Regions from separate parts of the Mus musculus genome. Here all the other regions are linked to region 1. Evidence: chromatin loops called from intact Hi-C (ENCODE). Cell type or tissue: heart. All regions are shown on one strand. Each heading gives the region's core, and the rest is flanking DNA. Links, peaks and the distances in the headings are about the cores only.

Evidence for each region. Hi-C counts contacts between places; a loop is a spot of excess contacts. Peaks named below come from ENCODE experiments on the same cell type or tissue, not always from the same donor. Only the 100,000 strongest peaks of a DNase experiment are listed, where the experiment ranks them.
Region 2: a loop joins it to region 1, with 2.1 times the contacts of the local background. A loop is called at or near these places in 3 of 42 quality-filtered maps.
Region 3: a loop joins it to region 1, with 2.0 times the contacts of the local background. A loop is called at or near these places in 8 of 42 quality-filtered maps.

What each region holds. Positions count from the first base shown.
Region 1 is chr11:117,384,727-117,395,054 of GRCm38, forward strand. No RefSeq gene overlaps it. Among named protein-coding and RNA genes, the nearest start is that of Gm34128, 21 kb to the right of the region's middle. In heart, for the core only: a CTCF peak has its summit at 5,391 (motif pointing left); a DNase peak (open chromatin) is centred at 5,525; H3K27ac peaks cover 1,487 bases; H3K27me3 peaks cover 551 bases.
Region 2 is chr11:117,517,556-117,527,883 of GRCm38, forward strand. It overlaps Gm11734 (predicted gene 11734), which reads left to right and starts at 5,625. Exons shown (of 7, transcript NR_167774.1): 1 at 5,625-5,869; 2 at 6,400-6,493. In heart, for the core only: CTCF peaks have their summits at 5,417 and 6,197; DNase peaks (open chromatin) are centred at 5,057 and 5,846; H3K27ac peaks cover 1,131 bases.
Region 3 is chr11:117,475,179-117,485,506 of GRCm38, forward strand. Gm34418 (a long non-coding RNA gene) reads right to left here and starts at 7,874. Exons shown (of 2, transcript XR_389180.4): 1 at 7,301-7,874; 2 at 4,394-4,886. It overlaps Gm11733 (predicted gene 11733), which reads left to right and starts at 9,190. Exons shown (of 3, transcript NR_130966.1): 1 at 9,190-9,338. In heart, for the core only: no CTCF peak of the experiment used is centred there; DNase peaks (open chromatin) are centred at 3,553 and 4,273; H3K4me3 peaks cover 965 bases; H3K27ac peaks cover 1,423 bases; H3K27me3 peaks cover 729 bases.

The DNA of each region.
Region 1 (10,328 bases), core at 2,740-7,739:
AATTGGTTATTGGGAGAGGGCTGCTGGGGCATCCAAGACCAGCATTTCCCGGCTCCCCTTCCAGGAGGGCGGCGTCTACAGGTGTGGACTTGGAGGAGTAATGACCCAGGATCTACAATATCTTCGAGGCACTATCTTGGTCCCAGGAACTTGACCGAAGGTACTACACATTTGTCGAAGCAGAGAACCCCAAAGCTGCAGGGGGAGGCAGCATTTCGAGACTGTGAACGCACTCGGCTCACCCACGTGAGGAGTCACAGACGCTGTTAGCTGGTGGATTCCAGGAGTTTCTGGCTTCCTAGAACTTCAGCCTAAGAAGCTGGGGCAATTCAAGAAGTGGCCACGGGGTGGCAGTATGGAATCAAAAGCCCTGCTGGCATCCGCTGATCCTTAGCTTGAGATTTCCAAGCTCCTGGAAGCCGAGCCTGCCGCCCCATGCCGGCTCCGCCAGAGCGCCTCCTTAATTTAATCGCCTGTCCACCGAGCTGAGAAGAAGCCTACACCATCTTTTCAGCCTGGGCAGTTCCCACTGTTCCGAGTCTGTCAGGTTGTTTAGTAGCTGGGCTGGGAACATGCTGATAAAACAGTTAATTTCTATTTGCTGTTGCAGCGTAATTGGATGAACATGAAAGCAATTAAATATTAAAACATACAAACAAATAACCAAGTCACCGTAATTAGCCAAAGTTTGATCACTGTCATATTTATTTAGGGAGAGGTGATATGTCTCAGCAGGTGACATTTTAAATACCCCGGGCCACTCTGGGGTTGTCTTTGGAGAATGTTGAATTATGTAGGGAGAATTTAATTAAACCCTGTTGTAAATCAGTTGTGATGACGGGGGAATGACAGCCACATGTTGAAAAGAGAATTAGTCCACAGCGAGGGATATTAATTAACTCTTTTTCTGAAGGCTGGCTCAGAGTGGCAGTCAAAAAAAAAAAAAAAAAAAAAAAACAGCCCTTTGACGCAGGAAGGGGACCATGCCTGCTATTTTTACAACTATCATCATTATTTATGGATTGAGTTTCTTCAATAGCTGGTGTGGCTGATAGACACACACCATACACGAGATTAAACAGTTCTCTCCCGGGAGCTTGGGACGCCGCGTGGGAAGGGCGGTGGGATGCAGGAAGATGGGTACAGGAACCAAAGCCCCACTTAAAGGTTTTGGCTCCTGAGGATCTGAGCATGCGCACAGGGGTCAGAAAGGAAGCGCAGACTGGAGCTTTGGAGAGAGAGCCAGAAGCCAGGTAGCCCGATCTGTACCTGTGAGGACAGGAATGGGGCTCAGGGAGACACATTTGCCTGTATTCCTAGGACCCCTGAGGGACAGTCCCTGTGCAGTGTAATCTAACTCAGCCAGTGGGATCAGAGCCATTCCTAAATTTTGAGATCCAGGAGGCTCAGGGTCAGCTGAAGGCGAAGTGATAAGATTAGTTCTGAAGTTCTATGGAGATGGAGAGCTGCCTTTGTCCTACCCAAGCCGGCTCAGGGCAGGAAGAGTTGCCCCTAGGCTTGGTGACATTGGCTTAGGTAGGAGGCAGCCAGGACGTGCTACCTGAGCCTGCAGCATAGCTGTAATATCAACTACTTGGGAGACTGAGGCAGGAGGATTACGGGTCAGAAACCTCTTGTGCAACTTAGATTTTTGTTTCAAAAAAAAAAAAAAAAAACAAAAAAACAAAAACAAACAACAAACCCAAGAAGAATTCCAGGCAGAGCTCAGAGGTAGAGCGCTCAGGGGCTCTAGTAATCTCCTGCACCAAAACAGCCCCGAAGAGCAACAAAACCCAGTGACCTGAACACCCTTGCATCCACGGCCTGGCTACTGTGGGGCTACGGGGAGGTTCTGTTGCTAAGGTCTTGTTCCCCAATTAGTTCTTGACTTGTCGATAAAGGCCAGGGGCCAATTGCTGGACAAAAGGTACAGATGGGACTTCCAGGTTCCAAGAGGAAGAGGAAACTCAGGAAAGGGAAGGGAACTTCTCTGCCATGCTTTGGAACTAGGAGAAAGCAGCAGACATGTAAGGTCTCTGGGCAGCTAAGGCCTGCAGCCTCCGCTTTGAGTGGGTGGGTGGGGCCAAGGATTTTGGCCGGAGTGCTAGCTGATGCAAGACACCAAGCTTAGGGCCGAGGAGAGATGGAGATAATAAATTGATTAGGGCACACATTTCTAGGCTTGAGGTATCTACACCCAGCAATTGTGTAGAGGCAAGTTCTAAAGGTAACAGGCAGTGTGTGTGTGTGTGTGTGTGTGTGTGTGTGTGTGTGTGTCTTTTATGCTCTGATTCAAGGGTCTCAGGAATGGGCTGGTAACTCGACCCCTCCAGGAGCAAAGGTGGGTAGGAAAGAGAAGCCAGGTCAGTGCTGGGAGTGCAGATCTGATCCTGGAGCGAAGCCAGGAAGAACAAAGCAGGCTGGGAGGGGCTGGTATCACGGTTGCAGCTCCCGGGCTAAAGCAATAGCATAATCATTAAAACTACACGCAACAGTAGGAGGACTCAAGTCACCTGTGCACCTCTCCCCCCATGGCAGCTCGCAGACAACCAGGCCAGGGGACATGCACTTCCCCCAATCCCCTCGCCTGCCCCCCGGGACAGTACTGTCGCTGAATCTGGGCACATGGACTCTGCCTGCACACAGGCGGGCCTGTGCGTGTGTTCCAATAGTCAACAGTCAAGGCAGCCTCACAGGGCACAGACCAGTACCCTATTGCTGCTGCCTAATCTCGTGATGGACAACTGCACCAGCCAATCGAGAGCCCAAGAGGGTGGGATGCCAGATGCAGCAGAAGTGGTCTCAGTGGGTCCTGGTAGCAAATGTAGGTAGACCCGGGGCTTCTAGAACATTCGAGATCATCTCCCCTACTGTCCCACAGATAGAGAGTCAGTGCTGGGGTTGGTTGTTTTACCACAAAGCTTGATGCTTCCAAGAGCCACTGGCCTGGTGTTGGTGTCTCAGGAGTGTGTCAGGAATGTTTCCAAACCTGGGGCTACCAGCTCTTGGAGGAAGGCTGAGCCTTCCTGGTGGGGTCTGAGGTACATTTGTGTTGAGGGAACAAATCTCCTTCCACTTTGACCCAGATGATTGGCAGGTTGGGGAGGAGCAGGTAGGATGAGATCTCCCTTACCTCAGACATCTGAACACTCGAGATGTGTGGTTTAAGATATGAGCCTTCAGCCTCTCCCTGGTTGTGCGATCACATGCACTGGGGTGTGGGTGGTTGGGTTGCTGGGCCCTCCATCACCCATGCATGTGTGTGTGTGTGTGTGTGTGTAGATATGTGTACATGTGTGTGTAGATGTGTGCATAGATCTGTGCATAGATATATGTGTACATCCGTGTAGTTAAGTATAGATATGTGTGTATATTGTGTTTGTGTGTGTATGTCTGTGTGTAGATGTATGTGTGTGTCTGTGTGTCTGTGTATCTGTGTGTGTCTGTGTGTCTGTGTATCTGTGTGTGTGAATCCTTTCCTATTCTCTCACCTACTGCCCCACTCACATCAGTCCCTGAAGCCATACTGAACATGGCAACCAAGTCCAGGAACATAAAATGACAGGTCCCTGTCCAGGGCTCTGTGGATTCTGCCTCTGAGGGTGGGCAGTACAGTCATATGCAGAAAGCAAGGAGCCTTTCTAGATGGTGATTTAGTCACAGATGACAGTACAGGGGCTGGAGCAGCAGATGCGCCTGATCACAACTTTGAAGGAAGGAGGTTGGGGCTTCACTGTAGGAACAGCACCCTCCCCCCCCCCCAAACTCTGGAAGGAAACTGGTCTGAGGGGACCTGAGCTTGTAAAGTGGGTGGGTGTAACCTCAGGGACAGGACTGGGCAGGCTGAAGAGGCTGTGAGTAGGGAAGGGCCCAGAGGCTTCACAGCCCTTTCCTCAAGGCTGATGTCTGGAGTTAAGTAAGGTGCTGGCTGGGAGCCTCAGGAAGAGATGATCCAGTTCTGGCCTGCTTTGCTCTGCTTATGGGTGTTTATCTACAAGGTCGCAGCAGTTGGGCTGGAAGGGCTGGGGACCCCTTTTTATCGGGAAGAACTAGGGTGGCTATGCAGCTTAAGGTTGTCTAGAACATTCTCTCTCTCTCTCTCTCTCTCTCTCTCTCTCTGTGTGTGTGTGTGTGTGTGTGTGTGTGTAGATGTGCATAGATGTTTTGTCAAGCCTCCACTTCTGGCTCTGGAAGGTCTCTTCCAGTGAGAACTGGAGCTCAGGAGTCCAGGGCGGGATGCCCTCTCTGTGCTTGGGATGGGCAGGAGCCAGAGACAGAGTTTCTTGACCACAGACCGGGTGGTGTACAGTGTCCTGTCAGAGACTTTGTGACTGGGCCTTAAAGGCAGAGAGATTCCCATTTGAACCTTGAATAGGAGCTCTGCTGAGAGAGGTAGGTATCTTTGAAGAAAAGTACAAGAGAGTTGCTGTGGACATCGCGGTGCAGGGGAGCGAAGGCTTGAGTCAGAGCTCCAGGGACAGAATCCTGTTTTCAGACCCTCTCCCCAGGGACTGGAGTGTGGCCTTTGTAGACTATAGAGACCTGATTGCAAAGAGAGACAGACAAAAAGAGAGGTGTGGGAGGGGGAGACAGAGAGAGACAGCAAGAGAGACAGAGACAGAGAGACAGAGATAGAAAGATAAACAGAGAGACAAAGAGACAGAGAGCAAGAGAGATGGAGACAGAAAGAGAGATGAGGGGAGGGGCAGAGCACGAGAAGCCAGCGCGGGAGGTCGGGGGACATCAGTTCTAATTGTCAACTCTACACAGCCTAGAGTAATTTGGGAAGAGTGTTTTCAGTGAGGGATTAGCTAGATCATGGTGGCCAGTGGACATGTCTGTGGCGGGATGGTCTTGACGTCTGTAGCTGATGTGGGAAGACCCAGCCTGAAGGTGGGTAGCACCGTTCCTTGGGTAAAGAAAGCAAGCTGAGAACTAGGCACGCAAGCTGTTTCTCTGCTTTGGCTTGCGGGTGTGACTGAAGGATCTGGCTTCAAACTCCTGCTGCTGTGACTGCCCAGTAATGAAGAATTATAACCTAGGCTGGTGAGCTAAACTAAATCCTTTCTCCCCTACGTTGTTTGTTTTAAAAACCACTTTTAAAAAAGAGAGTTAGCACTGGAGAGTTGGGTCAGGGGTTAAGAGCACTTGTTGTTGCGAAGGACCCGGGTTCAATTCCCAGCCCCCACATGAAGGCTCAGCTCGGCGCACCTCAAACACCAGCAAAACATGAAAAAATACTACTAAAAAGGGATTTAAAGCTGGCTCTGAAGGTGTGGGTGCGGATGAACTGGTCCCAAGGGCATGAAAGCAGGAGAGAGCTGACCTTGCCTCCAGCGGATGGCAGGATTGGGTGGCCCAGACAGACAGGGCTGGAGAGCGCCCCCTAGTGGCGCGGATGTGAGAGCGCCTGATCAGCTAGCTCAGCTTCCACCCAGGTCCAGACTCAGGGCTTTGATTTGACCCATCCCCAAATCTACAACATCTGTGAACCGTGGGAGCATGGGAAAGGGCCAGGCCTGCTGACCCAGAGCTTGGGATCTCCAGGGCACAGGGCAACAACAGGATAACCGGGAGGAGTCCTGGCGAGGATCCAATATTGACGGTGTGACAGAAACCAGAGACCTTGAACCAGACCAATGACTCATTGCGACGGCCATCTGCCAGTGAAGATGTGTGGACTGAGGGACACTTTCTGTGGGACACACTGCGACACAGCACAGCTTCCACGATGAGATGTTTCCTAGGCTTAGTCCTTTTGCTTGTGTGGGTTTTTTATTTTCTTTTGCAAGGGCAGAGGGAAGATATGAGGGAATGGGGAAATGAGTCAGACTAGGGTGCGTGATGTGAAACTCACAAAGAAATCAACCAAAAATTTTTAAAAATGAGAGCTGTCTTTTAAAAAACAATGAGTATGTGCTTTCTTTCAAAATAAAATCAAAGTTCAAACTAGAAAAAAAGAGATCTAAAGTTTTTAACTATGTGTGTATATGTATGTGTGTGTGTGCAAATATGTGCGTGCAAGTGCAGGTGTCTGTAAAGCCAGATCTCTGTGAAGCTGCAGCCATAAGAGGTTGTGAGCCACCTGGGTGGGAGCTGGGATCCTGAGAGCCAAAGGGAACCAAACCTGGGTACCCTGTGAGAGCAGTCTGCTTTCTTAACCACCGAGCCATGCTTCCAGCTCCCTAAGTCCTTTGTTATCACAGCAACAGAAAGGACACCAGGACAGGGGAGGGGACGTGTGTGACCTGACACTCACCACACTGCTCTGGTCCAGCAACTTCACTTCTCTGAGCTTCACGGTACCAGTGAACTGGAAATAATTCCTGGTAACAGAGCCTGCTGGGGGTCACCTCATTAAACAAGAAAGGGTGTGGCTCACACATCTGGGAGGTGTCTATGGTCCCAGGGTTGTAGAGTTCTCCAGGATGTCCAGGTCTCGCCTTCCCAAGGACCAGGTGACACACGGTGGGGGGTGGGGGAGGAGAGTGGGGGCAGGTGAGTAGAGACTCATCCATCGGTCCTCCTGGGCAGCAGAGCTTCTGTCCCTCCCTGTACTTGAAGGACAGGCAGGAAGTGGTGAGGAAGTGGCAGCCCCAAGCCAGGAGGAGCTCAGTCTTTCCCAACTCCTGTGCCTCAGGCAGACACCAGGCCCCCAACAGAGCCCTTCCCTCCCAGTCTATGTTTCACGTCTGGGCCTCTGGGCTTTGCAGTCAGTTTCTTAAGCAAACAGGACACTTTATTTATCTCAGGTCAAACTGCTGAGAGGTCAGAGGGCTGGGGACCAATCTTAATTTGCAATGACCAGATGAGGAGGTCATGTTTTCAAGGACTTGGATGGTCCCTTGGGGGGGGGGTGGAAGGGGGTAGGGACTGGCCTGGCATTCAGTCCTCAGCCTTCTGCCCTTGGGCTGGGAAGGTGCGCAAGGACAGGCAGACAGATGGCCAAGGCAAGTTGCTCTAAGGGACATCGGGCACCACGCAGGCAGTTCCACCCAAACGGCAGCAGACACTCAGCTCAGATCTTCTCTTCTCTCACCTCCCCTGCTGTGCTGGGTCCTTTTTTTTTTTTTTTCTCCCTTCCACGGTCCCACCCAAGCTACCAGCAATCACATACTCCCTGAAGGAGTGTTTCTCAGGCGTGAACGATGGTCCAAAAGGATGGTGGCATTGAAGATGCCTTCTTGAAACTACCATCTTGGGAATGTCCCCAAGCCTTAGGCAGACGCATCAGGGACCACAGGAATTGGACATGGAGGTGGGAGTGGGGAGATGACCCCCTCCTGCTTGGACATTGGACAGAAGACAAGAAAAGTTGTATAGAAAGTTCAAATGATAAAACTATGAGAAAAATCATTGAAGGAATGTCTTGGGAGGCTGAGGCATGAAGATAGCAAGCTAGAGGCTAGCCTGGGCTATGTGAGACTCAAAACAAAACATAATGTTTGGCAGTGGTGGTGCACTTCTTTGATCCCAGCACTTGGGAGGCACAGGCAAGCTAATCTGTGAGCTCAAGGGCAGCCTGGTCTACAAAGAGAGTTCAAGGCTAGCCTGGGGTACACAGAGAAACCCTGTCTCTAAAAAAACCAAACCAAGGGCTGGAGAGATGGCTTAGCAGTTAAGAGCACTGACTGCTCTTCCAGATGGTTCTGAGTTCAATTCCCAGCAACCACATTGGGCTCTCAAGCATTGATAACTCTGCAGGCCCAAGGGATCTTCCGCCCTCTTCTGGCCTCTGTGGGCACTGCATGTATGTCACGCACAACACAACTCATACACATAAAATAAAGAGTAACAGCTTTTCTAGTTGTTCCTCTAGGTTTGTTGTGGATCTCAGTGTGAGTTTTTCCCCCTCCTATTGTAGTTGTTTTGAGACAGGGTCTTACCCTGTGGCCCAGGCTAGCCCATGCAGCTTAGGCTGGCCCCAAACCCAAAGCAGTCCTTCCTGCGCTAGACCTCAGTCTACCCAGCTTCTAACGGTGTTTATTAGGTGTATTTCCACAATATCCAATGCCATTGGGCAAAGGTTTGTTTTGCCACCATTATTCTTTTTTAATGAAATATGTATTTTCAATTTTGGGGTTTTTTTTTTTTGTTTTGTTTATGTTTCTTTGGTTTTTTTGGTTTGTTTTTTTTTTTTTTTTTTTTTTTTTTTGAGACAGGGTTTCTCTGTGTATCTCTGACTTTCCTGGAACTCACTCTGTAGACCAGGCTGGCTTCAAACTCAATAATCTGCCTGCCTCTGCCTCCCAAGTACTGGGATTAAAGGCATGCACCACCACTGCCCGGCTTTTCAAATCTTTTGCCAACTTTAAATCTGAATTATAATTTATTATTATTTTAGAAATGTAATCTAGCTTCTGTAGCCCAGGCTGGCCTAGATATCAATACATATCCCAAACTGACCATCCTCCTGCCTCAGCGTCAGCCTTCCAAGTGCTGAGATTGCAGGTATGAGCCATTGTATCCAGCTTCTTTTCTTACTCGGCTGTGAGAATTATTTCCCTACCCTGGACAGAGTTTTTCAGCAGGTACGTGTTTACAAGCATTTACCCACACAGTCTGGGTTTTATGTATAATCTAAACTCTCCAAAGCGAGCAAACGCCTAATCTGAAGCTTGGTTCATAGCTTAGAAAGCTTTGGCGGTTTTAGAGCTTACGGTTACACACTGAGGTCTGTGTCTTACCCGCCGGCTTTATGGTCATACCTGGAATCAGGAATGACTGAGACATAGCACTGGCTTTATTGGGATTTTCTCTTTCACTTTCCCCCCCTAGATTTACTTATTTATTTTATTTATATGAGTAAATCGTAGCTGTCTTCAGACACACCAGAAGAGGGTATCAGATCTCATTATGGATGGTTGTGAGCCACCGTGTGGTTGTTGGGAATTGAACTCTTAATGGTGGAGCCATTGCTCCAGCCCCAGCTTTTTACTTAAAAACACAAAAACAAAAACAAAAACAACAACAACAACAACAACAAAAAACCAAAACAGGTGGCTATCCCGCAATCCCACTGCCTTTTCATGAGAATCCTGTCCTTTCCCTAGTGGAGTGTTTTGTATTTCTTTGTGGGGGAAAAACAATTACCCAGGCTGCAGTAGCTTTGAAATCTGTCTTACTGGTTATGACCAGCTTAGAATGTGATTCATCTTTCTCTGTGGTCACTTTTTTTTCACGCACCCTGGGTCCAGCTGCTGGGACTGACACCGCAGATGTCCCTGGGGTTCACATTTTACCTCTGATTCCACATATGAAGAAACCAAGTCACAGTTCCAGCTGCTACCTGGGGAAATTAGGAAGAGCCCTGGGCCAGGTGAAGCAGGTCCGTGGTCACTGATAGACTTTGGCCACAGATCAGCCTACTGGGTACTGGGTGTGTATGGAGGGCAGCCTCGATCTGGGATGTCAACCTTGTCACAGTGTGTCTCGGAGAGAGAGGAGCAGAGCAGAGCAAAGGGGAGCGGGGAGAAAGAAGGAACTACCTTTGAGAAGAGAGAGGGAAAGAAAGGGAGGGAGGAGTATGGGAGGGGGAGAGGAGGAGAGGGGAAGGGAGGGCAGAGCCCAGCACAGGCGCTTATACCCATCCTGACTCTGGTACCCTGATCAGCCGCTGTTAAAAATAGAACCCAGTCCTTGCACAGATTCTCACATGACACCCACCAAGTGCCCATTAACTCATCAAAGTGGCGATTCCAAATTGATTATCTCGAGTGTAAGACATAATAACATGTTCATCGTGGGAAGTAATTAGTGGTGGAGTGGGCCGGTGGCTTGCCGCTGCTGCCTGGTGCCTGCTCGCGACCCGCGGTCGGCTGAGCTGAGCGGAGCGGCCAGTCACGTCCTGGGGACCAAGCCATGGGGTGAGGGGGTGGGGGGAACTAGTCCTTGCTCCTCCCCCGCTGGCATCCTACGGGGACCGGTAGCTCCACGGATACGGATGCCCGGTGCTTCCGACTGGCTGAGCTTGGGATTCCGGGCTCTGCACGGTTGCCTTGGAAACCGAGTAGCTCCACCGCATTCCGCTGACAGGCGCCCCAAGCAACCCTCCCCCGCGAGAAGGTCAAGTGCCACTGGAACGCTCTTCTTGGAGTCCCAAACTTGGGGTCACATGCCACAGGGTCAGGGACCACAAGGATGGAAGTATCAGGGAGTAGGGACTGTAGGAAGGGGAATTGCTGCGACAGAGACCAAAGGGATGAGGACATCACGGGTAGGGGCTACAGGGATGGATGGACACTGCAGGGGTGGGGAAAGCAGAAACAGGGATCATGGTGATGGAGAAGTGTCTGTTCACTTGACGAGGCAGATGGAGATGATGCTGA
Region 2 (10,328 bases), core at 2,931-7,930, 130 kb after region 1:
GTGGCCCAGGCTAACCTCCTACCTCACAGATGTGCCCACGATGCCAGCGGTTCAGTGAGTACCATCCTTGGGGGTGGGGGGGGCGGTCCTGAGCAGCATCCAAAGAGAAGGTGGAGTTCCTATATTCATCGCTCTCTGTTCCCTTCCCTCCTCAGGTTACTTTTGTGAGACATTTGGTCCCAGCAATCACAAAAACAACTAAGATACAAGGTAGTTTGAAGCCCAGTGCACAAATCATGAACCAGAATAAACCCTTCCCTCCTCAGGTTACTTTTGAGGGGCATTTGGTCCCAGTGATGAGAAAAACAACTAAGAAACAATGTAGTTTGAAGCCCAGTGCGCAGGTCCAGTGAATGGCACCTCACGTGGCAAGGATTCGGGATGAGAGGCGCTGGGGAAAGGGGTGGGAGGGGACTCTCACTGCCTATGAGTTGCCATCTCTGTCCACCGTCCACAGCAAGGGAGTGACTTTCTCGTGTCCACAGAGATGGTTCCTTTCATACCTGTGACCCTAGCACTCAGGATCCTGAGGCTGGAGGCTTGCTGTGAGTTCCAGACTAGCCTGAGCAACAGAGTGAGCCCTTGAGAATGTTGGGTGTATCATGGTGTGTGTGAACATGCGCGCGTGTATGTGTGTGTGTGTGTGTGTGTGTGTGTGTGTGTGTGTGTGTGAGTGTGTTCAGAGTGTCTACTCACACTGTAGAGAAGGATGATCAGGTGTCTCACTCTGTCCCTCTCTCACTGAAACTGGAGTTATATAGATGGCCGGCACATAGCATAGCCCCAGCAGCCTTCTTGTCTCTGCCCACCAATGCTAGGATTACAGATACACACAACATACTCGCAAGGATGCTCAGATCTAACTCAAGTCCTTCTGTGCTTGCCCACTAAGCCATCCCTCCCTCCCTCCCAGTAACAGTTGCTTTAAAGCCTTTGGCTCAGAAATGGTTTCCTTCATGGAGACTCAGGAGTGTGTGGCAGCCACCTGTTGCTTGGGTAGGGTGTACAGAACAGCTCAGCCACTTTGGAAAACCATACCATAGTTTCTAAGACGTCTGTCCTGGATTTTTCACGCAACAAGCCTGCCTACTCCCCTCTCTTCACGCAAGAGAAAAAAAAGGAAGACTCTTGGAGAAGTGTTCATTGAAGCTTAAGTCAGAGTGGATAAAATTTGGAACTGACCCAATCCCCTAAAGGAGACAGGAAAGACAACTGTGCTTGTCCACACAATCGGATAATACCCAGCAATGCAAAAGACACAGACTTCTGAGTGACGGGGGGCTGCTCTCGGTGTGGTCCTGTTTATAGCTAGCAAAGCTATACACACAGTGATAGAAACTGCTGAGTCTGGGTCTGTGGGAGGCAGAGGGATTCCCCCACGGTGGGAAAAGGTAAGCCATCCATTTCATCTAAGTGCTGATCATAAGACAGTGTCACCTGGAATCTGTGTCCCTTGTCCAGCTCCAGGTCCTTGGGCTTCACTCCACCTGGAGACCCCAGCAGTCTAGATGGAGGATTCACTCATATGCCCCTTTCCTCTCTGTTCCAAGATACCCCAGTGGGAGGCGGTGGCTACTCCTGCCAGTCTCTGAAGTTGAAGCACCGGTGCTGGCTCCACATCTGAGCATACTGGGATCCCCCACCTGTGACCCAGATCACTTCCTGGCCAGTAAGGCTTATACTTGGAGACAGTCCTTGTCCCGGCCTCCATTCCCAAGGTGTCCTAGAGTCCCTCCATAGTGATTTTCAGGCATAACAGGTAGGTAATAGAGATGTGGCCTTCTCTGAGTCCTGCCCAGCAGCCACACCCGACTCTGCCTTCTTTCCAGAGAGGGGAGGAGTCCCACCATCTCCCCTTCCTTTGTTTTCTCATCTTTTGTTTGTTTGTTTTTGGAGACAGGGAGACAGTTGCAGGACAGCCCTGAATGTCCTCCAACTCTCTCTACAGATCTGGCTGACCTCAAACTCAGAGATCTTCCTGCCTCTGCCTCCCAAGTGCAGGGACTAAAGGTGTGCGCCACCACCACCCAGCCTTCCCTTGCCATCTCTTGCCAGGACCTCCTGGTCCCCTGCATAGCCTGGCATCTGGTTGTCCACAAGATGGCCCAGCATACAACTATCTCTTCAGTCAACCCTCTCCATCAAGCCTAGCCCCATGTCTGCCATCTTCTCCCTGACCTTGAAGGCCCTCCTGTGGCCATGCCCAACCAAGCTCATTCTCATTCTGTCTAGTGGCACTTTCTCCATCAGAGCCTGGGTAGAAGATTCTGAAATCAGACAGATGTATAGTGCTCAAAATCTGCCTGTGTCACCACTTGAGCAGCATGGGTGTCCTCCCTCTCAGAGTCTCAGTGACCAGCACCATGAGGCAGCATTATAATCCTTGTAGGATGTTGGAAACCTAACATGTCATGAAGCTAGGAGTGGGCTTCACACAAGCCTCTGATGTCAGTGATTTCAGTTACTTGAGGTCAACAGGCAGGTCTGATTACAGTACTATCTTAGTTACCTTTTAGTTGTTGTGATAAGACACCATGGTCAAGGCAACTTAGAAAACATTTAACTTGGGTACTCACAGCTGCAGAGGATTGGAGTCCATGACCATCATGGTAGAGAACATGGCAGGCAGCATGGCGCTGGAGCAGTAATTGAGAGCTCGCATACTGATCCACAAGTACAAGGCAGAGAGAGCTCACCAGGACTGTCATGGGCTTTTGAAATCTCAAACACAGCCCTCAGTGACATGCCTCCTCCAACTAGGACACGCCTCCTAATCCTTCCCAAACAGTTCCACCAACTGGGATCCAAGTATTTAAATATAAGAGCCTATAGGGGGCATTCTCCTTCAAACTACTACACAGCTATTTCCTGGGCTGGGGATATAGCTTAGATGGTGGAGTGGTTGCTAACATGCATGAGGCTCTATGTGGGTTCTCCAGCTACACTAGTTAATATTTTGTAAATTTGACACAGCTAGAGTCATCTGGAAGAGGGAACCTGAATTGAGAAAATGCCTCTGAGGTGGTTTGAATGAAAATGGCTCCCCATAGGCTCATAGGGAGTGGCATTATTAGGAGGTGTGGCCTTGTTGGAATTGGTGTGGTCTTGTTGAAGGATGTGTGTCACTGGGGGGTGGGCTCTGAAGTTCCAGATGCTCAAGCTAGGCCCAGTGTGTCTCTCTTTTGTTGCTGCTTGCTGACGATGTAGATGTAGAACTCTCCAACGCCATGTCTGCCTGTCTTCTGCCATGCTTTCTGACATGACAATAATGGACTGAACCTCTGAACTGTAAGCAAGCCCCAATTTAAAGCTTTCCATATAAGAATTGCCTTGGTCATGGTGTCTCCTCACAGCAATAAAAACCCTAACTAAGACAGCCTCCATGACCAGTAGGCAAGCCTGAGGTACATTCTCTTGATTGATGACTGCTGGGGGGGGGGGGGGGGATGACAGTTCCACTCCCAGGATAGTGGTCCTGGGGTAAGGAACCAAACAGTGAGACAGTGTCCCCGATGGTCTCTGCTTCCCTTCCTACGTTTCGGTCCCTGCCTTGAGCCCAAGCTTCCCTCACTGACAGACTGTGACTGGGCATGTAAGGCAGGAAAAGCCTCTCTCCATAGTTTCCCTTTGTTTACAGTCTTCATCACGGCTGCAGAGTGGCTTGGGACAGCAGTACTGCATAAAACCAGGTGTGGCAGTACTCGGCTGTCATCCCTGTGCCAGGGAGGGAGGTGAAGGCAGCCAGGATACAATTTCAAGGGCATCCTCAGCTACTCGTGAGTGTCCAGTCGAGACCACCTGATAACTATCTGAAAGAGTGACATCAAATAAAGATATGTACTGGCTGGGTTTGTGTGTCAACTTGACACAAGCTGGAGTTCTCACAGAGAAAGGAGCCTCCCTTGAGGAAATGCCTCCATGAGATCCAGTTGTAAGGTATTTTCTCAATTAGTGATAAGCGGGGAGGGCCCTGCCCACTATGGGTGGTGCCATCCCTGGGCTGGTAGTCCTGGGTTCTATAAGAAAGCAGGCTGAGCAAGCCAGTAAGCAGCATCCCTCCATGGCCTCTGCATTAGCTCCTGCTTCCTGACCTGCTTGAGTTCCAGTCCTGACTTCCCTTGGTGATGAACAGCGATGTGGAAGTGTAAGCTGAATAAACCCTTTCCTCCCCAACTTGCTTCTTCTTCATGATGTTTTGTGCAGGAATACAAACCCTGACTAAGACAAGGTTATTTGGAGAGGAAGTGATCGCAGCACATGGCTTCTGATATGGTTCATCAGTAAACACTTGTTTCATATTTTTGACTTGTGTTAACCTCTTATTGTGTCTAATTTAAAACGCTATTCTGGGTATGACTGGGTGAGACGCCAGATAGAGGTAGGGGCCTCATGCTCAAGCTAATTCTATCCTGACTCCCACCGCTTAGATGCAACCTGATATCCCAGCACACAAAGGCAGATCTGGTCTGGACCAGTTCCCCTGCCCCAACAGAAGCACAGCTGTCCATCATCACCTGCCTCCTGCCTGCCCTGGCACTCCATTCGGCAGTCATTTCAGCATCTGGCATCTCCATCCTTCTCATCAGTGGGAACAGCACATTTAGGCAACATGGATAGAGGAGGGGTGGGGAAGGACATGGGGTAAGGCGTGGCACAAGAGGACGTGGGCGTCAGTGGGTAGCTTAACTGTCAGCCCATCGGCTAAGAGCAAGTGTGCATGACTGCCTCTCTCTGGTGCTGCGGGCTGCCTGGTTAGCCCCCTCGCTTCCAGGAACCACACGCCAGTGATGGATGAGACTTTAATTAAAGTAATGAGACGTTCATAATGGTGGTTATCTCCAAAATTAGGCCCTTTAGCGATTATTCCTGGGGAGTGTTCCTGGGGTACATGGCGCTTCTTTTAGAACAATTATGGGGAGGGGTCTGGCTTCTCAGGGATTTTTCCCAGCATTCCCTAGGCACTAAAGCATCTATGATGAGACAGTTTCCCTGGAAAAACAAGAGCTGGCTTCTGCTCAAGGTTTCTCCCCAGGGATTGAAATTGTAATGACTGTTGGGGACTTGGTCAGCAGATGGGATGCTGGAAAACCCCAGAGGGAGGGAGAGAGAGAGAGACAGAGACAGAGACACAGAGAGAGACAGAGACAGAGACTGTGGACTCTGGGTTGAGGTCCTGCCTTGACAACACTGATCCATACTGGAAGTTCAGACAGAGTCCCCCCCTTGATGGGCCTCATCCACACCTGTTAGTGGGATGAAGCGCTCATAGCCTATAGGAACAGGTGACAGAGGTTTGCAAAAGCACTTGGTAAGTGCCCAGACACCTGACCCATGCCAAGTTCTTTGCCGAGTACTAAGTGTTCAGGAGCTGTACTGGGTACTGAGTATGGCCAAGTGCAGTGCCAAATGCTGCATATAGCAGGAGCTCTGCCTGGTGTGCCACGCTCTGTACCACAGGAGCATGAAGCTGTGAACATAGTAGGCAGGCCTGCCCTTAGGAGCTGACAGTCGCCAGCTCCAGCACAGCCTAGGACAAATGCTAGCACAGCAGCCACTGTACATTGCCATCTGGGAAGCGGGCCAGACGGCCCACTCTAGTTCAGTGAGACACACACTGGGGGAACAGTGAGACCTGGGCAGAGGAGAGGGAGCCAGGACCACAGGCAGAAGAGAGCCGGAGCAGGAGACGCCCACCCACCACAGGAACTGCTACCACGGCCTCCCTCTCTGCTCTGACCCCTCGAAGAGTGTGTGGGGTAGCTCTCCGCCTCGGGGCTGCCTTCACTGGGCGGCCTGGGTGATGATGGTTCCCGAGGGGCTGGCATTGCTCCCACTCTGCCAGGCAGAGGAACGCCGACCAATGGCAGAGGTGGGAGTGGATTTTTGCCCAGCAACAGCTGTGGAGAGACCGGAAGCTGCCCCTCCTCCACCACCACCTTCCCCCAAGGCCCTGGCTGAGCAGATACTGGGATTTGCCAGTTTTAAGACTGGAAGATCCTGAGGAAAGTCACTGCTCCCTGCCCTGGGTTCCCATCCAGGCCACTTTAGAGGCAAGGCTGTACTGCTGAGAAGAGATTCTAAATCCAGCTGGAAAATGTCCCTCAGCAGGACCCACAGAGGATAACATTGAAAAAGGCAGTTTGACCTCCAGGTGGAGAGGGACAAGGCCTACTGTGTGAAGAAGATGGTGGCCTCATTCCCCTGCAGCTACCAGCTCCACAAGACAGGTGGCCGTCGCAGGCCTCTACCCCAACCTGGCCCATCGGAGATCCTGGCTCTGTAGGCAGAGCAGAGGACCAAGCCTTGCTCTCTGGCCACTCCAGCTCCTTAGGGGAAGTAGGTGTGTGTCTCCTCGAGAGGGTCTAAGCCATATCTCACTTCTCCACTGTCTTTCTCCAGGACAGTGTCCCCAAGATGTACGTCTCAGCCAGGACCCCCAGAGCAGCCAGAAAAAGAGATTGAGAGAAGCACACAGCCCCTCCCCAAGATCCAGGTATGTTTGGGATGCTTGTTCTAGCCACAGGTACACTGAGAGACTGGGCATGGTCTCTGGGATGGCAGAGGTCCAGGATTCTCAGCCTTTCACCTGGATCGATGATATCATGGATGTGGGAGGCTCAGCCTGGGAGCCTGCCTGGTTCCAGCAAGTGGAAGGTTTGAAAGACAGCAAGAAAGCCACAGGACTGGAGTATGACTTGGTGGGCAAGTGCTTGCCCAGCATGGAAGAGCCTTGGGTTTCACCTTGGCACTTACTGACAAGAAAACAGAAGGAGAGAAAGAGGGAGGAGGGTGTCCATTCCTCTGGCCTGCAGGATAATCTAAGAGATGCCCTACTGTCACTTAGATACAGTTCCAGGAGCTGGAGACACGGTCAGCAGAGTGCTTGCTTCGTGCACGAACTGCTGGGTCTCATCCCCAGTGCAGAGTAAACTGCATGGTGGTACACATCTATGATCTCAGCGCTTGGGAGATAAAGGCAGAAGGATGGGAAATTCAAGGTCATTCTCAACTATATTGTAAGTCAGAGCTAACCTGGGCTACACGAGATTCTGTCTCAGAAAAGAGAAGAGGAGAAGAGGCACCTGGGCCAGAGATGACCACCTGAGAGCCCAGGCTGGGACTGGGAGGACAGGGGACTTTTGCCTGCAGGGCCCTGGAGCTCAGGCTAGGGATCGTCCTAACCCCACCCCCCACCCCCAACCCCTGTTGATTGTAGTCAGAGGGTTTGACCTGATGTGGGGGCATGAGGAAGACATTTTAGTTAATGGTCTCCAGTCATGTATGTACGGAAAGCTGTCAATACAATGGTAGCCACACAGCCTTGTTGCTGTAGCTTCTTGTAGTCCAAAATGTCCCGAGAGAGAGAAAGGACCCTACAACACCAATTGGATGGCCAGTAAGAGCTATCTGTAATCTCTAAACCCCACCTTCCTGACCTCATATGGCCCCTTCCTCTCATGTCCCCAGCACACACACACACACACACACACACAACCATGACAGTACATATGAGCATCACTCAAAAAGTCAGTAATTGCTGGGCGGTGGTGGTGCACACCTTTAATCCCAGTACTTGGGAGGCAGAGGCAGGAGGATTTCTGAGTTCGAGGCCAGCCTGGTCTACAGAGTGAGTTCCAGGACAGCCAAGGCTACACAGAGAAACCCTGTCTCGAAAAAACAAAAACAAAACAAAACAAAAAAATCAGTAATTACAACTGTCACGCCAGGGGAGGGCTTCGGTGGCCTTGATTTCATCAAGAGCTGAAGGCCTGCCATTCATGGCTTTGGGATCATCACCTGTGAGTCTCAGATCCCCAGGTGGTAACCTGGAAGATAACTTCCCCTTCTAGACTTGGACAGTGCTGGGACCATGAGCAGCCTTTAGACAGGCCAGTCTGGCAAGGACTTGGAGAAAGAGCTTCACTGTTACCCAAGTTATAATCTGTGGAAGGCGTGGTCCTAGCCTGGTGACAGGTGGAGCAAGGTCACACCTCTGAACAAAAAGATAAAAGAAGTCTTTGTCCAAGCAGACCGCACCTCTCCCTTCTCTTCCCTGCTTCCTTCCTTTCTCTTTTCTTGAGGAAGGGACTCAAGAGAACCCAGCCCCTTGCTCACAGTGACCCTGCTGTGCGAGGGTTCCTGTGAACCCCCAAGTCCAGCCATGTGGGGTTTAGGGGTGTGTTCCCTGACCCAGGACAGAGGGCAGGGATGAACCCTGTGTATGTGCAAGCCCAGGTCTAGATCTCTGGGACCACGCCAGAGAGCAGCATTCCTGCTCCTTTCTCGGCTTCCCCATGGGTCCAGAGGTATGCCCTACCCATCCCCCCGCCCACACCCCACCCATCCCCCGCCCACACCCCACCCACCCACAGCTTCTGCGGATCCAGCCCTGTTCTCTGCTTTCTTCTCTCACGGTGGGGCCGCACAAGAGTGAGAGCAAGCCCAGCTTCCTCCTTTCAGTCAGAATCGATGACAAAGACAGAGTTGGAAGGCAAGCCTAGCCGTGGGGAGGAAGAAGAAAGCACCTGGTGTCAGAATTGATGCAGGAGGCAGTTAAAGGAACCTATTAGGATTTCAGTCGCCTCGGGGAGTGCTGCTCACAGGCGGGGAGTGGGTGTGATGTCAGCGGAGCCCACTGGCAGGCAGGCAGCCTTCACACACCTGTCATTAGCGTGCAAGGCCCGACATCGGCGTAGCTGTTAGTCTTCAGTGGGGTGCAGAAGGTGGTGTGTGGCAGAGATGTCTCAGTCACACAAGACAGAGCTCTGTGAGGAGCCTGCTGGGGGTTCTGCTGAGACTCTGGGAGCCCTGGGTTGGTGGCTGGGTAGATTGGAAAGATAGGACTATGCACACACTTTGGGGTTGGAGAGGAGCTCAGGCGATGCTAAGCAGACCCTGTCAGTGAGGGTGGGGGGGGTCCTTGAGGCCCCCCTGTCCATGCTAGTACTTAGGGTCATGCCATTGTCTCTGAGGGGTTCCTTTGAATATTCACCCTGACGAACAGCCAGCAAACAGCAGTGTGTGCATACCCCCTTCTGTCTTCGTCAGGTTTCTATTGCAGTGGTAAGCACCATGACCAAAAACAACTTGGGGAGGAAGTGGTTTCTGTATTTCACTCACACCCCTAGATCATGGTCCACTCCTGAGGGATCTCAGGGCAGGAGGGTGGAAGCAGGTGCTGAAGCTAAGACCACATGGGATGCCGCTGCCTGGCTTGCCCTTCACAGCTTGCTTAGCCTGCTTTCTCAGAGCATCTGTCACCACTAGCCCAAGGGTGACAGGGTCCACAGTGAGAGGGGTCCACCTATACTAGTCATCAATTAAGAAAATGCCCCATAGGCCAATCTAGGGGAGGGCATTTTCTCAGTGCCGTTTTTCTCTTCCCAAATGACTCTGACTAAAACTAGCCAGTGCATGTCCCTACAGAGAGGAGCAGAGGGGTTGGGGCTCTCCTCAGTAAGGGGGCCAGTGGCAAAGAGCCCTGGGGCTTTGGGCCACCTGGTGGTCTTCAGGGGTGACTCCACCCCTCTCTGCAGAGGATGGCTTCCCAGGGCTGTTGGAGGCTGAAGGCCCCCAATCTGCAGACACAGAGCAAAGAGCTGCTTGTTGACAGGATCCTGAGAGCTTCAACAGCCAGCTGGGCTCCCTCATCCGGTGCCATTCTGGTCAGCATTGCCTTGTTGCCAAATACACCTCAGGCACCATGGAGGTGTCAGGACCGAGAGGGGCGGCGTGATCCAGGGTGGGGCCACTGCGGGGCAGGTGTCAATGGGGCTGCTAGTTTAGAGGTAAGTTATAATTCGAGGAGAGAGTGGCCCTGTCTGTCCGTCCGTCTGTCTGTCTGAATGTTCATGTGTGAACAGGGCCATGTGTGTACTCGTGGAGAAAGAAGGGTAACGTCAGCTGCCATTATTCGGGTGCCATCCATTTTGGAATTTTGAGGCAGGGTCTCTCATGGGCTTGGAACTAGACAGGAAGTTGAGGCTGACTGGGCAGCGAGCCCCAGGGATTCACCTGTTTCTGCCTCCCCAGCCCTGGGGTTATATCTTACATGCGTTCTCGACCGGCCAGGAAAGACGCAGCAAACTGGAATCTTCTGCGGCAAAAGCTTTATTGCTTACATCTTCAGGAGCAAGAGAGAGAATGGCGAAACCCCGTCCCTTTTAAGGAGAATTATCCTCCGCCTAGGACGTGTCGCTCCCTGATTGGCTGCAGCCCATTGGCTGAGTTGTCGTCACGGGGAAGGCAGAGCACATGGAGTGGAGAACTACCCTTGGCACATGCGCAGATTATTTGTTTACCACTTAGAACACAGGATGTCAGCGCCA
Region 3 (10,328 bases), core at 1,687-6,686, 89 kb after region 1:
TGGACTTCTCGGTAGCCAGCCTTCTCAGGAGAGCTGCATCTCCAGGACCATTCAGAGAAAATGAGTGGGCATACCAACCACACCGGAATGAGGCAGATGGACAGATGTAGCGCCAGCTCAAGGCCAATGCTGTTCCACCAATAAGCATAGAAGGGAAGGGCTGGAGGGATGGCTCAGCTGAGTGAATACTACTCTTGCTGAGAGCCCAGTCCCAGACCCCACAACTTCAGGGGACCCAGCACCCTCTACTGGCCTCTGTGGATACCTCATGGGCATGTACATACCCACACACAGACACATAATTTACAATAATAAAAAAATAAATCCTAATAAAGGGAAAGAAAAGAGCAAAAGTTATGTAGAATATTTTCTACATAATTCTACTGTGAAGCCTAATGTTAGCAAGGGTGAAGGTGACAAAGGAGGGCCCTGAGGAAAGGGAGAAAGGAAAGAAGAAGAAGCAAGAAGATAAAACAAAAACAAGATATTTTGAAAAGTGAAATATAAACATGTTTTAAAAAAGAATTGGAGTGTCTTGATTCTGGGTCGCAGGTTGTGGTAAGTGGAATAGTGGGCTCTAGTCTGCTGTGGCTCGCTCTGTTCCTACTGCTTATGCCTGAGCTGTGCAGGCAGAGGGCTGTGCCAGCCAGGGGCGTGTCTGCAGGGGGGCGTGTCTGAAGAGGGGCGTGTTTTCTTTGGAAGCTTCGCCATTCTGTGTTCTGACACCTCCCAATCCTGAAGACCAGATCTGAGTTCAGAGAGCTTTTAGTCCCTTCCGGCAGCAAACTAAAGGGTCCTGGGAGGCAGCACCAGAGGCTGAGCGATCCGCCAGACAGTGGCTCGCAGCTGAAGCCCCACAGTAACCCACAGGCTTGGTCCTTCTCACAGAGAACCGGCCACGGACTATGAAGCCCTCCTTGCTTAGGGTTCCTCTCAGGGTGATGCCTGGAGCAACATGGTGGTTCCTGGGAGACACTTCCCTATCTTGGAGACTCCAATAGCAGACTGAGAAAGGACAGAGAGGCCGGGAAGTTCTCAGGAACAGGAGAAGAAAAGGGAACCTCTCACCCAGCGATCTGGTTGAAACCTGTTGACAAAGCAACAAGGACTCCAGTACAACTACCACTGCTAAGTATCCCTCCCAGCCTTAAACCTGCAGTTTTCCAGAAACTCCGTTTACAGGGAAAAGAGGCAGACTGAACCTCTCTTGCGAGCCTAGTGAATCTTGGCATTTCCTTCTTGGACTGCAGTGTCCTCCAGCCCAAGAGACACCTTGGCTAGCTTACTGAATGAGAGAGAAAAGGAAAGATGGGATTTCTGAGCATAACTTGAGAGCTATTACAATGCTATGCTCTCCCTCCCTCCTCTTCCCCTCCCTCCCCTCCCCTTCCCTCCCCACACTTCCCCGTCCCACCACCTTCTTTCTTCCTCTCTCCCTCCCCACTCTCCCCCTCCCCCCTGCTCCCCTCCCCCTCCCTCCTCTCTCCCTCCCCTCTCTCTTCCCCCTCCCCCTTTCTTTCATCAGAGTAGAGTCTCTCCTTTTTCACTCTGATTCTTCCCATTCATGTAGTCACACAAACACTTCCAGCTCCCACCCTCCCTTGGAAGCCCTCTTTTCTTGTTCTTATGAAACCACTAATACCACCATAGGGGCTCCATTGTCATGACAGTGTCTAACCCCAATCACCGCCTACCCACACCTGCAGATGACATCACCGCATGGTTTTGAGGAACAGATCCCCGACATGTGAAAGAGCAACACATCAGAACACAGCAGGGAGGCAGACATCAGCTCTGCAGCCCTGGCCTCTGCTCACCAAGGGCCCTGACCCTGCTCCTGTCTGTCCTGAGTCACACCCATGGGGGCCAAAAACCAGGAGAGCTGATCCTCTAGTGTTCCTGGGACAGGCGACAGAGAGCTGACCCTTCCTCTTCTGAGGCAGGAGTTTCCTGAGTTTCACCCCAGTGGCATGGGGAGATGCCCTAGAGGAAAATGGGTCCCTGTGCCTGGGCTCTGACCATCTTCATGGCCATGCACCAGATATCTGGTCTGAGCAAGCAGATGGGGCTGTGAACACAGAGTATTATAACTTTAGTTTTTTTCAAAGCCCCCCCCCCTTTTTTTTTGTTTTTTCAAACAATGGTTCTTAAATGCTTTAACCTCCCTTCTAGCCCACCACCCACCAGAGGCAATGGAAACGAGAGGATATGGAGCAGAAGGGAGGTGGGAAGTGGACCTGTTTAGAGATGGTTCTTTGGAACAAATCCCATCTGTGTTGTCAGGAAATCAGCAGTTCAGTTTACAGGCCAGCAGCAGCAGCTCAGTCCACTTGCAAACACTTCCCAGATACATCAGCAGTCTACAGGGATAGCCAGGCCTCAGCCAAATCAGCACAAGTCAGCAGGAGGGACTCCAGGAAAAGTTCTCAGCTGCTGCTCTCTCCCAAAGAAGCGAAGATCAGCGAAGACTCAAGACCAACAAGCATTGCCCAGCCAGCTCTTTAAGCAAGCCTGAAGCTCAGCTCAGCCCAGCCAAGCCAAGCCCAGCCAGCTCCCATCACTGTCCACCAAGTCCTATTTATAATTCCCTCAAACTTCACGTGTCCTCCACGGGTCTTGCTTCACCAAGTGTCTTGCCTCAGCCCGTGTGTCTGTCTCAGTTGACATCGCTCTGCCCGTGTCCCGGAAAGCAGCAAGAAGCCATAGCACACCACTAGAAGGTTTTTTTGGTGCATTTCTCTCTATGGAGCCCTGACAAATGGAGCTCAACTATGCACTGTAAGACGGACCAATACATGCATGTCGTAAGTGAAGAATCCTTCATCACGTGTCCTTTCACATGCTTCCTTTAGCAGAACATCCTTTCACCTGTGTTTGCTTCGGCGAAATGTTCCTTTGTGTGTTTGCCCCAGCAAGACACCATCCAACACAACTGACTTTTCAAAGAACCCTTAAGTTTCCACTTCAAAACACAGTGGGCTGTTGAGCTCTGGGTGAAGAAAGTTACAGAAGTAATGGGGCAGGTCCTTCCCAGCCCTGAGCCTATCACTTCTGCAGGCTGTGTGTGCTCAGAAAACCATGCAGCTGAGATGGAGCTCAGGGAGAGGTCCTGGTGTGAACTGACTGCTGCTTTGGGGATACTGCTCCAAGAAGCCTCCACATCACTCCTAACCCAGGGAGCCAGGCCACGTGCAGAACATTTCCCTCTCTCCCCACTGCCTCTGAGCAGGAACATGAGGCGGCACCATGATCGCTAGCCTATCGCAGGCCATTTCCTGGGCCTTTGATCAACCTCAGTGGGGAAACCTCTAGGATACAGAAAAGGGCATCCAAACCCCCAGTTCCGTAGTCAACTCTCATTTCAATCAAGAGGCCCCAAGTTCACAGATTTAGATTCTTGGGAGCTGTGGTTTTTTTCTTCTTAAAAAATTGAGCTGCTGCCTTGCCTCTTTGAGGCCCCAGGAGTCTGAACAGAGATGGTTTCCAAATGGGTGGAGAGAAAGCGCCTGTGCCAAGCCCGAGGGACCTGGCTTTGGGATGGCTGATCTGCCATGTTCATCCCTGGATGGCTGTGAGCCAGGTATCTTCTGGCCAGGAAAGCCTCTGCCCTGAGCATCCTTCTGGCCCCAAGCCAGACCTAGAGCCCCTCCCTATTTGATGGCTAATGCTAAAGACTGGGCCAGGAAGTAGGCAGATCGCTTTTTGAGTTTTCCTTGGTTATCCTCTCAGGACACCCACTCAGCCTCCGTCCGTCCTATGGCTGATGGGGAACCTCCTCAAACCCTGAGGGATCCAGAGCCTTTTATTCTAGGGGTGCTGTGGGTAGAGGCATTTCCAGCTGCCCTCACTCCCTGGGCCCATCTTCTGCTGTTGTTCTTGCTGTGTTGATTTGCATGCCATTTTGCTTGTGGTCTCCATGGCAACCACCACCAAATGGCCTAGGGATAATGGAGGGGCTCTGGGTAGGGGAGGGGGAAGCCTCATGAGTGGTTTTGACTTCAAAAAAAAAAAAGAAAGAAAAGAAAACAGTGATTCCGCAGCGCAGCGTGCCTGGCAGAGGGGCAGCCCTTCCCCCGCCTGCAATCCCTCAGCGCCCCTCACCCAAGGCTTCTTTCTAACTTGTGAGGGGGAGGGAGGCAGTATCCTGGAACAGGAGTCCTTGCATCTGGCTTCAGAACAATGGGAAGAATCAGGGAAAGCAGTGGCGGCCAGAGGAGGGAACCCTTGGGGGCAACCAGCGCCTTCTGGAACCATCTGCAGCTTCCAGAACAAATCTCCAGCCGGCAGCTCTCCTGCTCCGGCCATCTTTGCTCTCCCTCTTGCCAGGTCCCTCCACCCTTCCCAAATCTCCTCTCCACAAGGAAAGAGAGAAAAATAGAAGCATGACTTCATGTCTCAGGGCCTGGCTCCTGGGTGGAGGATCTAGAGGAGTTTAATTGTTCGCATATGTCCAGCTCTAGCCCTTCACAAAATGTGTTCAGGGCCGTGAGCTGCAGCGGTTGAAAAGCTGGGGAGATAGCACGGGGATTGTTGGGCTTAAAGATGAGCAGACTACAGCTCAGGGCTGTGAGTGCGGCACAAAGAGGGGGACCCAGGCCAGCTCTATGGAGGGCTGGAAACCAGCCTCCGATTTATGTTCGATGCACTTAAGTGGACCGAGCTTTCTTCTCTTCATCCATTCCGTGCGTTTCTCAAGCTAACTTCTCTCCTGCTGCCAAGGCTCTGTGGGTGCTGGAGGTGAGCTCCTGCCTCCCTCCGACCCATAGCCCCGTAGAGCTTGGCCCTGTTGCTGCCTGAGGCCAGTGGCTGGCCTGACGCCATCTCCTTGCTCTCTGAGTCGCTCTGCTCTTTCATGGCTCTTCTCTCCTTCCAAGGTGCAGCGGTTCCTTGAAACATCCGGATCATCCAATAAACATCTTTACAACAAGAGACCACACCTGCCCCAGACAACAGGAAGCCCCACAGGACAGCTGACCCATGATAGTCACTAAGAACCGTGGGAGCTGAGGCTACCCCCTTCCCCACCCCCCCACCCCCCCACCCCCCCACCCCCCACCCCCCACCCCCAGCATAGAAGCAGTCATCTCTTGGATGGATCTGGAGTCATGGAAAGTTTTTTACCTGCTTCCCCAGGGTGGCGCTGCTTGGCTCTGGGTTGGATGTATTGGGGCAGGTGGCTGAGCCTCACTTGTTTGGACTTTGGGGAGCAGAGACTAACAATGAACTGGTAACAACCAACCGCACAGTGCAAATGCAGCACACTGCCTAACATAAGACAGAGGGAACCACAACACATGGCTTGCGGAGCTGGGCGAGCACACACTGCTATTCCTTCATGAGAGGATAAACTGGGGTCCAAGAGAGTCTAAGCGGGCTCAACCCCCAGCACCACATGAACTGGGCATAAAGTAATTATGGCAGCACAGGTCTATATTCCCAGCACTGGAAAATAGAGGCAGGAGGAGCAGAAGTTATAGGCTGCTATCCTCGGCTACAATCAAGTTCAAGGCCAGCCTGGGATACATGATTAATCCTTGACACAGCAACAAATGGAATCCTAAGAAATACACAAGGCAGAGAGGAGGGAGGGACAGAGCAGGTGGGATAAACAGCAAGGACAAGGCAAGATGTCGGACATGAGCCCCACCCCAGAGACAGCCCATTAAACAGGAACAGTCAAAACCCTCCAGCTGAAAACCAGAGATCAGGAGCTGGGGAAGTGGCTCTTCAAGCTCGAGGACCAGGGTTCAGATCCCAGGTAGGGCATGATGGCCTGCCCAGAGATCCTGGAGCAAACCGCTAGGAGAGAATGTGGCATTGACCCTATGCACAGCTGTGCTCCAAGCTCCCTGAAAATGGAAGCTTTGCTCGGCTGAGCAACCCCAGGGCATTGGACAGCTGCTACCATGCTCCTAGAGAGGCTCTGTAATGTCCCTGGATTGACATCCCTATGTAAGTGTGCATATGTGCACGTGTTTCATTGCCCAGGGCTCAATACGAATGATATATGGGGATTTAGGTGGCAGTTGGAACAACTGAAGAAAATGGTTGTGATACCAAAGCAGTGAGGTCTGTGTGCATGCACACGTGTGTGTTTATGTATGCACATGCGTGCACACACATATGTTCACATGTGTGTTCACAGGTGTATGTTCATGTGTGTGTGTGAATGTGTGCACACATGTATGTTCGTATGTGTGTTCACAGGTGTATGCTCATGTATGTGTGTGTGAATGTGTGTACACGTGTGTTTATGTATGCACATGAGTGCACACCTGTATGTTCCCATGTGTGTTCATGGGTGTGTATGTGAATGTGTATGGCACTCAGAAGACAACCTTGGCTGTCATTCCTTGGGTGCTGTCACCTTGTTTGTTGCCCTGAAACCCAATGAGCAGGCTAGCTGGCTGGCCTGTCCCCAGGAGCCTCCCTGTCCCCATCTCCCCAGCCCTGGGAGTACAAGCAGGGGCCACCATATCTGGCTTGTATGTGTATTCTTCAGATTGAACTCAGGTCCCATGCTTGTCGGGCAACTGTTTTGCCATCTCCACAAGGCCAAGAAGTTTTCCTGAAGTGTAGAAGCAGCTAAGCTGCTGAGCTGTGGAGCTTCTGAGCCACACACACACACGAACACACATGGAAACATACATGTGTGCACACATATGCATACATAAACACATGTGTGCACACAGAGCCTGCTGAGTTAAAGCTCTGGCCAGCAACGTGCTTTAACAATGGTGACACCAGAGGGCAGGGAGTAGCTGAAGGTACTTGCCACCAAGCCTAATGACCTGGCTTTGACCCCCTAGAGAATTGACTCCCGTAGTTGTTCTCGGATGTCCACACATGTGCTATGGCACACTTGTGCCCCCCCCCAACATACAAATAAGTAAACATAAAAATAGCGTTTGAAATTTAGATGCTGGGGAGGTGGACAGTTTAGGGATTAAGAACACTTGCTGCTCTTACAGAGGACCCGAATTTGGTTCCTAGCACCCAAAAGGTAGCTTACAGCCAGTTCTATGGGATCTGATGTCCTTATCTGGTTTCCACAAGAAATAGGTTCACACCTGGTACACAGACATACATTCAGGCAAAGTACTCATACACATAAAATATATAAATCCTTTTAAAATTAATTAATCTTAAAAAAATATCAGTGATACCCCTTCCACCTGCACAAGTAGGAGCAGGCGCCCTGGCCACTGGGTCTACTGAGCAGTCAGGGAGGCCGGCCCAGTGCAAAGGAGGAGTTCCAGCTGTAATTTCTTCTTCCTCCCAGTTTCTCTGCGTTAATTACCTCCGGTGTGGCTTCTGACTTCTGCAGAGGAGCTGGGCTTTCCCCAGAATCCCCGAGAGAGGTGGGCCTGGTCTCTTGTTGCAGGAGGCACCTGATAAAATCCAGCAGTGGGGCCTCATTGTCCCGTTGTCCCGTTTGCCGATCTGGCAGGTGCAGAATCGCCCGGGGTGAGGCGACCTCCCAACAGCCAGCTTTGCCCATCTCCCACCCAAAACCCGGGGCGCGGCACGTGGCATCAGTCGCTTGGCACGGCCCACCTCTCTTGTTTGCCAGTTCCCTCCACCACCTCCCTTCTTCCTAATTAACTCCACGGCAGCAAGTCTGTGTTCCTCTGCCCGGGCAACGAGCCAGCATCCTGGCATGCGCCTGCCTGCGGGCTGGAGATGAGCGCCCCACACACAGCCTGGAGCCACCCCCAAACTTCAGCAGCAAGGACCCTCTCCAACCTCAGGTCTGGGTGGCAGGGGTGCCCCTGGCTGGCTGGGTGACAAGACAGGCCCGAGGCACTAGATTTTGTGTGTTAGTTAGGAAGCACTGAGAAATTGCTGTTTGGGTTCTGGCTCCTCCTCCTGCGAGGAAGGTGCTGGGGATTCTTCGATCATGGGCAGATCTGGCAGTGAGCCCAAGAGGAAGTGCTGGGGGGGGGGGCGGGGGGAGGTGCTGAGGGGGAGGAGTAGCTGAGGGGGAGGAGTAGCTGAGGGGGAGGAGCTGCGGAGGAGGAGGAGCTGGCGAGGTGGAAGAGCTGAGGAGAAGGGGAAGAAGGATTCGGATTCTCTTAGGCCTTGTACGAACTGTGATAGGCACCCACAGAGACTAAAGCTAGGAGCTAGGAGCGGGGAGAGCACCCGATGATCGTCCCCAGTCCTCTCCAGTCCTCCCACCTGCTCAGCCTCGGGTTGCCTCTCTATGCACTGAAGAAAGGCAGGCAGCTCTTCCCTGGACGCCCAAGCTGACATTGTAACCCTGAGATCTGGATAGCAGCCTGGGAATCTGCATGGCTCCCACCGCCTGGAACCTCTCAGCCAGCCAGTGGTCAGGTCACCAGACGGAGTCCCTTTCCACTTCCACCTCGGGGTATACATAGGTCAAAAGGCCCAGAGACAAGAGAGGGACAGATGTAGACAGCCATTTAGAATATAAAAGAAAATTAACAGGGTGTCCCAAGTCACCATGCATCTCTCAGTCAGGCAAAGGAGCTGTGAGGCAGAGGAAGACTCCTGGAGCCCCTCTTCTTTATTCCCCAGCCCGGAGAGAAGAGGGGGGGGGGCTCTAGTCGCACCTGGTCACCCCACCCCTCTCCTCTCCTGTCAGTCAGCATATCCATAGGGGAACTTAGCGCAAAGAAGGCCTTCTGATGTTTGTTTTTAAAAAAAGGAGGGAGGGATGGGAGGACGGAAGGGAGACTGACAGACGGACAGAGGACTGGAACGGGGAGGGAAGAGGGAAAGAGATGAGAAGGAAGGAGAAGGGGAGGGGGTGGGAGGAGAATAAGACAGAAAGGGTGAAGGAGGAGAAAGAGAAGCAGGAATAGAGGAATTAGGAAGGGAAGAAAGAGGCAAAAGAGAAGAGAAAGAAGAAAGATTAGAGGGAGGGAGGGAAGCTGGAAGGAATCATTTTATTTTATTTTATTTTATTTTATTTTATTTTATTTTATTTTATTTTATTTTTTTAGACACTCAGAAGGAACAGTAAAAACCCTGAGCTGAAAGCTTGTCCCATCTCTCCGGTAGCTCCTGTCAACCTCCCTCCAGGCTTCTCGCTCCAGTACAGTGAGGGCAGGCCCTGGCGCAGGTACATGAGCTCCAAGCTCTGCCATGCTGGGATCTGCCTCCCAGACGCCAGCGTCATCCCGTGCACTGCAGCTCAGCCTCCTTCCCGGCTTCCCACAGAAGAGGAGCTGGCTGGCTGAGCATCCAGCACTGCCTCGTGCAGGCAAGACTCATCCGTAATGACAGGAAAGGATGTCTGCCCATGCTGGAAGCCACCTGGGACCCCAGAGCTTGCCGCACACTCTGTCATAAAATATCTTGTCACCCCGGCAAGTATCATCTCTGACAAAATATTTCTGGATACAAAAACAAGAGGCCTATTGATTTTTTTTTCACGAGGTCACACCACCTTGTGGGTGGCCCTGTGTAGCTCAGTTGTCATGGATTCTGTCCCTGAATGCCCACTGGGACCAGGGTGGCTGCTGACCCAGCGAGCCCCCATCCTAGTGATGGTTGCTCTGGAGCTAGCACCAGCATGGATATCCTTGTTTCTTTTGTGTTGCTGTGATAAAATACCCTAAATAAAAGCTTCTTGGTGGTAGGGGAGGGTGGGGGGGGGGGAGGAAGTGCTTATTTTAGCACTTAATTCCAGGTTTCGATGCACCACTCTGGGGAAGTCACAGTAGAGGCACTTTAAGACAGATGGTCTCCGGTTGCATCCACAGGCAAGAGCAGAGGAAAACAAATGCGCGATTGATTATGCTTAGACTCCTCTCTGCTCTTACACAGTCAAGGACCCACTGCCTAGGGAATGGGGTCATCCACAGTGGGCTGTGTCCTCCCACACCAATTAAGACAGTCTCCCAGAGACAATCACAGGCCCATCTGATCTAGACCATCCCTCACTGAGACACCCTTCCCAAGCATCATAGATCGTGTCAAGCTGGCAATCAAAAGCAATTATCATAGTTTCCCAGCCTGGAAGCAGCACAGGCAGGTGACAGCTCAGACACCCGAGAGAAGACCCGAGTGTCCATTTCAGGAGTCTGTACATCCCCCTTAGGAAATCTATTACAGCAGAAATGTATGTCTACTGTCTGGGTCTACGTAGACCTGAGGGGGATATGTCTGCTGTCTAGTTCTACGTAGACTCAAGGTGGGGCTTTCTCAGCACCCCTTACCCTACCCCCATGGGTCCTTCACTTGATAGGGAGAGTCTGTGTAGGGCTTGAGTCTAGCGAATTTGACACTGATGTGTCTGGCTCCAGCAGTGGTCATCTGCAGGACCTGGAGCCTAATCTTTTTCTCTCAGCCTTAAT